Regions from separate parts of the Homo sapiens genome. Here region 1 is linked to region 2. The links are chromatin contacts, found by Hi-C or POLR2A ChIA-PET in ENCODE. All regions are on one chromosome and are shown on one strand. Each heading gives the region's core, a stretch centred on a gene start or an enhancer-like site at or near the end of the contact. The rest is flanking DNA. Distances are from core to core; before and after follow the strand shown.

What was found. Hi-C counts contacts between places; a loop is a spot of excess contacts on that map. ChIA-PET counts read pairs that join two places held with the same protein, here RNA polymerase II (POLR2A). Pooled maps may share reads with other maps.
Region 1: a loop to region 2 is called in a map with no recorded cell type, with 8 times the contacts of the local background. The contact joins two enhancer-like sites. A Hi-C loop is called at or near these places in 17 of 37 single-sample maps with no recorded cell type and 5 of 50 pooled maps. POLR2A ChIA-PET finds 5 or more read pairs at or near these places in 1 of 52 experiments (MCF 10A).

Annotation. Positions count from the first base shown.
Region 1 is chr10:52,255,930-52,260,781 of GRCh38, reverse strand. The region is part of intron 10 of PRKG1 (protein kinase cGMP-dependent 1); the gene reads right to left. Among named protein-coding and RNA genes, the nearest start is that of PRKG1-AS1, 56 kb to the left of the region's middle. Within about 2 kb of position 3,546, at least 4 of the 41 ENCODE cell types and tissues checked have a DNase peak (open chromatin) inside an H3K27ac peak, as active enhancers do.
Region 2 is chr10:52,213,938-52,218,860 of GRCh38, reverse strand. The region is part of intron 9 of PRKG1 (protein kinase cGMP-dependent 1); the gene reads right to left. All of the region lies in intron 1 of LOC124902425 (a long non-coding RNA gene), which reads left to right. Among named protein-coding and RNA genes, the nearest start is that of PRKG1-AS1, 98 kb to the left of the region's middle. Within about 2 kb of position 1,845, at least 6 of the 41 ENCODE cell types and tissues checked have a DNase peak (open chromatin) inside an H3K27ac peak, as active enhancers do.

The DNA.
Region 1 (4,852 bases), core at 2,297-4,796, 40 kb before region 2:
CAGTGATTATTAAAAATGGTATTTACAGAATTTTATTACCTATAATACACTTTATTTTTTTCACCAACTAATCAAATATTTTTCATCCTCTACCCAATACTTTAATTTCTATGCATAATCTCCCTTGTATAAGGAAATACTATGTGTATCAGTTTTGAAAACTTGTTTACATATTTTAAATTGAGCACATGAATAGCTCACATAGATTCAATTTATTCTAATACTTAAAGCACACATATAACCACGTAGGTGAAGTTGAATATTTATATTTCAATTCCTTTCATTTATTGACTCTGAAAATCTAAAATGAGTTGAAATGAAACAGAGGATCACATACTGTGAAATTCAACTCTCTTTCTGACATGTGGCCCAATTAACTCATGAAAGGTTTTGCATTGCAGTTATACTTTTGAAATATAGGGATGAATGACTTTATAATTTTTTAAACTGTTACATACTGGAAAACTTTAATAAAATGGCTTATAATCAGATCTTAATGTCTTATTACATGCTATCCTCAAACTTTGTCCTTCTGATGTTACAAAAAGGCTAACGATACAATTCATCCATGTAGCCGAAAACCATTTGTACCCCCTAAAGCTATTACAATTTAAAATATTTTTTAAAATACTGAAAAAGTGCTGGGAGACAGGGCTGGGGGAATGGGAATGAGGGTGGGGAGGATGGGGTTGGAAGGATGTAGAGGAGAACCTGCCAACCATTGAAAGATTCAATGCCTCTTTCAATGATAAGGCAAAATAAAGACATTTTCAGATAAAAGTAAATTAAGGAAAAAAGAAAAAGAAAAAGATAACTTCTTCCCCCATACGATTCTTGTATTTCACATTTATCTTGTGTTTCAGATTTTCACAAATATAAGAGGACATCAACTGTAGCTAAGTAAGTTCAATAAGAATTTACTGGATTTTGCCTATGCCAGTTTACTTCAGGGAAAACAGTCACATTAAAAATTTAAATTGCTTTGTTTGTGCAGATGTGGCATCCAAGGTCATAGTGATGACGAGACAGTGGCTCTCCTTTGTTTAACTTATTTATTTGAACTTCTTTTGGGTAGTGATGATCTCCCCACTCTCAGTGTGAACGTGAAAGGCAGTGGGCTGGAGCTAGAGACTAAGAACAAACTACCTGGCCCACAAAAGCTCCTGACCTCATAGCTCAATGTTCAAGCTAATATGTTGTATATGTCAATGACAATGGGGAATACTGAGGGACCAAGTACTAATTAGCAATAAATTAAATATATGCAATTGATGAGATATATTGAAACATACAGAATTACCTGTTTCATATTTTTTCCAGAAAGCAAGATAAATTATTTCATTTTATTTAAAAAGACATGACTATTTTCTACATAATTAAGACATACAAAGGGACTATTTTTCCCTCTCATGGAAGGAATCCCTCTTTGAAAGTGTTTACATGAAATTTTCAGGAATGCAGACTGCACTGTGGTACAAAATAACCTACTTTTGTCAGAAGAGAAATTATGATGTCTATTTCTGGGAGCAGCGCCACCTAAAAATAGCTTGTCTAGTCACCTTATAGTGCATTCTTTCATGTCATAGATAGAAGTTCAGAGCAGAGTCTGTGTTTATGTGCTTTCATTACTTAATGTCCAAACAACTCTTTTTTTTTTTTTGGCAAGTCTAATCTTTTTAAAGAATATAAACAATCATACTCTACTGATCAGCTATCTAATATTTCTCTCTGCTCCTCCCACAGTAATTCACTCTAGTCTGGTCACTTGCTTTGGTGTCCTGTGACAACATGTGGCCTTTTATGTTGTAACCCTTGCCTGGAATGGCCTTTTCTCAGAATGGCCTTTCCCCATCTGTTCATTTAAATCCCAACCTATTCTCCACTGCCTGGCTTCAGTTCTGTATATCTTCCCAGGCCTTCTTCTATTCCATCAATTTCAAATGACCTCTCTCCTGATGAAATACTAAGAACATTTCTGCATAATTTTTAATTTAACACAATAGCATAATATTTTGTTTGCTACTTTTCCAATATGTTAATCTTATCTTCTTTCTTAGGAGGGGGCAGAAATTCCTTGAGGGCAGGAATCATGTCAGATATTTTTATATCCCACAAATATTTTGGATGTTTTAAAACAGATGATTTTTGCCTAATATGATGTACCCATTATTAAGCTTCTAGTTAAAAAATCAGTAATTCTGGGCAATAACAACAGCTCTTTCAATGACTAAGTGGCCTTAAACCACATATATACATTATTCTTGTCTTCTTTCCTGTAAAATGTGGATCATGTCTCATGTTCTCCTCACAGAGTAGCTATAAGGGCAAAATTATACAATGAACATGAAAGTAATTTGAAGATTATAAAGTAGGGTTCAAATGAAAGGTTATTTTATTAAAGAAATAATATTTCTTGGATTAAAGAAATAATATTTATGTCATAGAAAACAAAAAAGGCAAGTATGACCTAAATGTCAACTTTTGTAAGAGCTGTTTTATCACCAATTATTTTAAGCTTTGGAAAGACATGCCCAGTGCATTCTAGATTTATAGTGATTATTCTAAAATCATATGCAGGTTTAGAGGAGAAACTATTAACATTTTATCTTGTGGTAGGATACTAACTTCAACTACTTGTAAGAAAAAATAGGCATTTCAATTGATTGCTAATATATAAAATTTCTGTAATTTCACAAGATGGGTTAGAAAGTAACATATTTGTTTTCATTCATGTAATCTAAATTTTATTATAATTATCAATGTACAAAAGAAATTTATTCTACAATAATGAGATGAAGTAATGCTTATCTTACTTTATTTGCATATACCAAAGTAGAGATAAGCTTTACTACTTGTAATTTCTGCATTGAAACTGTCATGTGGTTATTTTAGCAGTTGCAGTATATTGTTACTACACCTACTGATGCTCAATTAGTGTTTATTAGATGGGATTTTCATTAGTTCTCTGAAGAACTTATTTTCTGAGAAATGAGTGCTATTTATTAGAGTTAATAATTTTTGTCCGTTTTTATTCTTTTGAAGAATAAACATAACATGAGAATTACATATTTAATAATAAACCACAGAGTACTACTAAAGAAGAGGCTGTGTTAAAATGAAGCAAACTTTCAGTTTCAACCAGTATTGAGTCCTTACTCACTTTAGTCACAGAGGATGCAAGGCCTTAGGGCAGCAGGGTTTCCCCAGGTGTCCGATGTAGCATAAATCACCGTGGGTACACATGGCAATACTGCCCAAAGATCTCCATAGCTATTCTGTTTCATTGCTGTGCGGCTTGGCAGTAGGAAGCTCTTGAAATGTTTTCATCTTACATGGGGTTTCCCTTTGGAGTTAAGTTGCTCACCTTTCGCAATAAGACCCTGCTGACTGAGCAATGGGTTTATCACCTAACTTCTTGCTTAATCACCTCTTAGTTTCTATTTTTTTTTCAATTGGTTTACATAGCACTCCAAGCCTGCTTGCTTGTTTTTATAGTGCCAAGGCAGCTGGCAAAAATGCTGTGAGAGTGGTATGGATGTCATGAACAGACACACCCTGTGAAATACACCTCCTTGTCTTAGCATAAATTGGTTCTCGCGACTACCACATTTTCTTTTCCTGGGCAATCCAGTTATGTGGTTTAGAAACTGAACTGCAGCAGAGAAGGAATGAGAGGTAACTTTTGTATTCAACTTGCCAAGAGCCAGGTCTTTATTATGCCCAACTGAGGTGCCATGGGTTAAGAAGGCTGGAGAGGAACTAGGTATGATTCAGCAGTTTGCACTGAAAATGATTTCCCATTGAGAGGTTAAGAGGTGGGGCTTCACAATTTAGAAGTGAAATGGATGAATAAAAGCAGGCTACTTCAGGGGCACACAGGTTCAGCATAAGGGATATTGAAAATTGTTTCCCATCTCCTCTCATGACAGATCAGAAAGTTAAGAGCTTAGTGGTCTGGAGAAATTTAATAGAGGTTATCACTGAAGGTCATTTGAAGACCTCTGGCTCTTACTTATATTGGAATAATGGTTGCACTCTCAGGCCTTGGCCTAGCAATGGAAAAGAAAAGAGTAAAATACTTTCATTCCCTTCCTTTTCTATGCTTATAGCTGGAAGTGATAAATAAAAAGAACTATCATTAGCATGCTTTAATAATAATAGCAACAATAACAACATTAACACCATTTACTGACCTATGATGTGTGAGACACTATTTTGAGGGCTTTAACTCGTTTAATCTTCACAACCTTGTGAGGTACATATCCTATTATTATCATCATTTCAGAGACAAGAAAAGCAAGGCTCAGAAAGTTTTAAGTAAATGACTAAGCATACACAATGGGTAATATCTGAATCCAGAAAGCCTAATTCTAGAGCTCTAGCTTCTAGCTACCATGTTACACTGTCGGATTTTTTTTCTCTGCAGGTATTTTGCCATTAAACTAGGAGCAGAAAAGGATTTAGAGAAAGGGGAGCCTCTGAGGATATAACAAAAAGAGAGGCACACAGCAGACAATTACTACATCTATTCTAGATTTAGTTCTAATTCAGGTTCTTGAATTCCAGAAGAATTTTTTTAAAGCAAAGGTGTACATATAACAATGAAGTAACACTTGTTTGATTTGGGGGTGGTTGTTGATGGTGGTGGTAAGAATCCAAATATTTTTAAAACCCAGAATGGCAGAAAAAGCTTCTAGTTAAAAAATCAGTAATTCTGGGCAATAACAACAGCTCTTTCAATGACTAAGTGGCCTTAAACCACATAAATACATTATTCTTGTCTTCTTTCCTGTAAAATGTGGATCATGTCTCATGTTCTCCTCACAGAGTAGCTATAAGGGCAAAATTATAC
Region 2 (4,923 bases), core at 596-3,095:
AAAATATTAATTAATGAAGATAAGACTCATAAACACTAATTTCATTTCATGGGAGGCCCTGAAAACATTAATGGCTCTTTTGCTCATCAAACACTTTGAAGGTATCAAAAGGGAAATTTACCTTGAAAAAGTATCCTAATCCCTATAAATTTTTAATTTAAGAATCCAGAATAAACACTGATTTTTGCAACACAATTTTCTAAAGTAATGAGTGTAGAATTTATATAATTTTTAAAAGTCTAAATTGTTTAGAAGTTAAGACTTCTATTCAGGTTGGAGAATACTGCCTTGGCTGTTGTGAACCAAAATTTTGTATTGCGACTATTCATACAGTTGGGTAAGTTTATGTTGAATCAAAAAGAAATTGGGTCATACTTGATAAGGTTTTAAAATATCTTTTTTAACCAGAAGCCTAAAAACATTTAATAATTTCTGCTTGTCCCTTCTGTTGTCATCTAATTGCTTTTTATGAGAATTTCTTGGATTCTGTCTCTCTATATGGCCTTGTGCTTGCTACCTCAATGCCAGGCAAAAGAGCAGCCCCTTTGATGGATGTCAGCTGTTAAGACGCCTTAGTTCATTCTGTTTTTACCCACTCCCCCAAAACCAAAAAAAAAACTGTAACCTATTTTTCTTTTTTTTTTTTTTTTGAGATGGAGTCTCGCTTTGTCACCCAGGCTAGCGTGCAGTGGGTGATCTAGGCTCACTGTAACCTCTGCCTCCCAGGTTCAGGTGATTTTCCTGCCTCAGCCTCCTGAGTAGCTGGGATTACAGACGTGTGCCACCACGCCCAGCTAATTTTTGTATTTTTAGTAGAGACAGGGTTTCACCATGTTGGTCAGGCTGGTCTTGAACTCCTGACCTTGTGAACCACCTGCCTCGGCCTCCCAAAGTGCTGAGATTACAGGTGTGAGCCACGGCTCCCAGCTGTAAGCTATTTTTCTAAACCATTAATTTCCTAAGAGAAGCCATTGGAATGAGAGATAAAATAGGAGTTTCATTTATTATGCAAATTATAAGTAGAGAGTAACGGAGGAAGGAAAAGAAAGGCTAGCCACAGTGTCATTATTAAAATATCCTTTGTGATGATGTCTATACTACCAACAGGGCTGAGGTCTGATTTATCTCCCAGCTAGTACATTTGCATCAGTTGCCCAAGCCACCAATGAAACTTGTTTCCATTGTCTCCTATCCAGTAGGAGACAGCACATTTGTCAACCCATTGTATATTGTTTAATCCTTGCTATTTGAGTAACTGTAAACCTGGGTTAATGCTTGCTTGTAGTTTCTATTATTCCATATTGAATAATTAAATCTAAATCTCTCTATGTACCATTTGAAGACAGGGTGAAAATATTGTTTGACGGTAGGGTGTACTAAAATTAGAGTGATGTGGTTTGCTTTAGTTCCTAGACTATGAGATTCATTTGACACTAATCTAAAAAAGAGAGAACTCTACTTATACATATATAAGTGTGTGTGTGTGTATATGTGTATATATATATATAGATAGATAGATATATAAATGTGTACGTGTGTGTGTATATGTATATTTACCCCGCACATCTCTCAGGATAACTCTAGCCTCTCCCAGGATATGTACTTATTCCTCCCCAATTAAAAATAAACACAACAAAAGGAAGTAGGATAAACTTACTCCTTAGTAGGCTTACAACTAAGAGGTGGAAGGAGGCAAGGTCAGAAGAGCCTTGGGTGCTATTTTGGAAGAAAGGGAAACAGGGCCTACTTAACCACCCTTCCATGACCTGTGGTTTGAGAAACACAGCTCTGAACAGTTCCCACACAACAGCTGTTTTTCCGCATCACCATCAGACAGGAAGTGGAATGGCACATAGAATGCAATTTATAGGATCTGTTCTCTCAGAAAGTGAAACAGGATCTCCAGGCTATTAAATTCACGGTGGTGCAGGAGCTGAACTCACTTATTAAACAGAATTGTCTGCCTAGTAAAAGAAAGCTTCCATTTGTGAAAAACTAAAAAGTTTTCAGAAGTATTATGCAAATAGTTAAGCAGTCACTGGGTTTAAACAAAACTTATTTTTAAAATTTAGAGACATTTTGATCCATTTAATTCTCAGAAAAAGATAACAAACTGATCTTAAAAAACCGCACCAAAACCTATGACTGTATAAAAACCAAAGGCTCTATTCCCTCTAGGACCATGCAAGAAATGGCATCAGAAATTCCAGCCACATTTAAAATAGGAATCAAAATCTATCTACAATGCTCTGCAGACCTGGCTGTATTAACTGCATCTAATTCTGGGGCTAAGCTAATACTAAAAGGTAAAGATGAGAAAATAGGTAATGTCCATTTTAATAAACAGGTATTTTTCTATTTTGGATGTTCCATCTAACTCTGACTATTCAATTAAAGTCTTATTGTCAAAACTCTTTGCTCTGCCAGTGTGATTTGATTTTGAGTCTCTTGCAAAATCCATGTGCAATTATTTCCCTGGCATTCCGGTAGCTATCTGCTGGTTTCCCAAAAGATCCCCAGCCCAGGAGCCTGTTGACTGAAGTGATACCTCTCCCAGAGTGAGAAGCTTAGTGTCACTTGTGTTCCATGCATAATTTTTTTGATTGAAATGAAAATTTAAGCTTCCATGCTGTGCTTGGCAATCCTTGTTTAAGAAGTGTCTAAGAAGAGTATATTCAAGAATGATCAAAAGAACCATCTGTAGTCCAAACCAATAGCTCCTTTGCATTCTTGGAAGCAGTCTGAAGAATCTCCCAAGTCTGCTAGCTCTCTTCTTACTTCAGTAAATTTATGAGAAAGTAATAGCCTCAGGGTCTCTGGGTGTACAGTTTGCTTGTTTCCTTTGCCATTGTCTCCTTAGCCACTTTATGTTTCTTGAACAATTCTATGAGGATGAGTATATTCTCCAGATGGCCACTGGAGGGCACAAAAGTACAATGTTTGCCTTCAAGTTAGGCCTTTGTGGTTTTGTTCTTCATGTGAAACATAATCTATGCTTAAGATATTCAATTAGATATGACATTTTCACTTTTAGAGCACAACTAGTAAATATCTACCTTATCATCTACCTCTTGTCAGTTATATTCTGAATGAGATCAAAACCAAAAGTTATGTTTCTAACATTACTATTATAAAAATGTATATTAATATATTTTCATTCCTTTCACCTTTCATATTTTAAAGTTATCCATCCAAATTCATGATTTGAAATTTTCACAAGGAAATTGTTTCACTTTGAAACATGTATGAATGTATGAATACCACCAAAGTGTATTCAGACATCTTCCCATGGGGAAAAGAGAAAATATTGAGGTGATATTGAAAAGTACACTGACCTGAGATGCACAAAAGAAAATACTTTTATTTTCTTGTTGCTTTAACTATCTAAATGCCTGTATATCTCGCTTTATAGCATAGAATGCTTATAGCAAGTCAGCTTCAAAATATACTTTTTTTTTTTTTTTTTGAGATGGAGTTTTGCTCTTGTCGCCCAGGCTGGAGTGCAATGGCCTGATCTTGACTCACTGCAACCTCCACCTTCCAGGTTCAAGAAATTCACCTGCCTCAGCCTCCCAAGTAGCTGGGATTACAGGTGCCCACCACCATGCCCGGCTAATTTTTGTATTTTAGTAGAGATGGGGTTTCACCACATTGGCCAGGCTGGTCTCAAACTCCTGACCTCAGGTGATCTGCCTGCCTCCACCTCCCAAAGTGTAGGGATTACAGGCATGAGCCACCATGCCTGGCCCAAAATAGACTTTGTATTTAGAATAATACATCTCTCCAAAATGGCATCTTCATGCTGGCATTTTTTTTTTTTTTTGAAAAAACTTTTATCATTATTTTAACATAAAAAATCATGTGAATTATTGCAGAAACTCTTAAAATGCATATTAAAGTTACATAATAAATAACCGTGACAATATTCAAAATGACCCACAAATTATAAAACCGGCCTACTGCTTTCATAGCAGAAACTGTTCCCTCAGTGAAAGGCCTCCTGATTGGTTACCTGCTCCATATCTTCTTCCTATTGTCTCTAGATTTAACTTTCCAAAGCACATAGTCATGTTAGCTGGGCTTTCCTCATTACATTTGTATCAAGTTGGAATTCCTTTGGGGGGCATTAATGGAACTTCGCTGTGTAATCTTTATCTGGCCTCTTTCTTCACAGCCACTCCTTTCAAACTTCATGCTCTAGTCTCATAGGGCTATTAAAGAATCCTTAAATGGTTTGTTTGTGAAGCCATAGCTACTATTTCTTTAGAAAATAAAAATAATTTCCAAGAGTAATTGTACTTACTGCATGCTAGCTACTACACAAAGTGCTATACATACATACTCTCAATCTCGCTCCAAAGTCTGAGATGTGTTTATCTATGACCTCCATCTTATAGGTAAGGAAATTGAATGTTAGTGCGGTGATGATTCCTTAGATGTCACTGTATGTGTGATATCAAAGTTTGTGCATCTAAATGACACCAGCATACTGTTCTCTGTTTGCATATTTTCATGCTGCTGTGGATTTTGGGCTAAATGAGAACAGTGAGAGATGTGCACCCAAGTTATATCCTGGTGGGTAATCTGAAATCTTATTACTTTCTTTTCTTCCAAGCAGAACCCTTACTTCCTCTATGCTACTGTTGCACTTTTGGGTGTCAGCAAGTTGGATACTTATGTATTCACACTCCTTTGTAGAGTAGGGGATCCTAGAGTTTGGGGAGGGTGTATATTCATCTCAGTGTCTTAATAACCCAGGAGAATGGCTGACATATTGGATGGGATCTGTAAATGAGGACTCTCCCATTTGCCAGACTGTGAAAAAAGTAGGCTTATTCCACATCGTAAATGCTCATCAAATTTTGAAACATATACATTTTATTTTCTAAAAAGGTATTTCTTGTAGATGTATTAAATGTATGT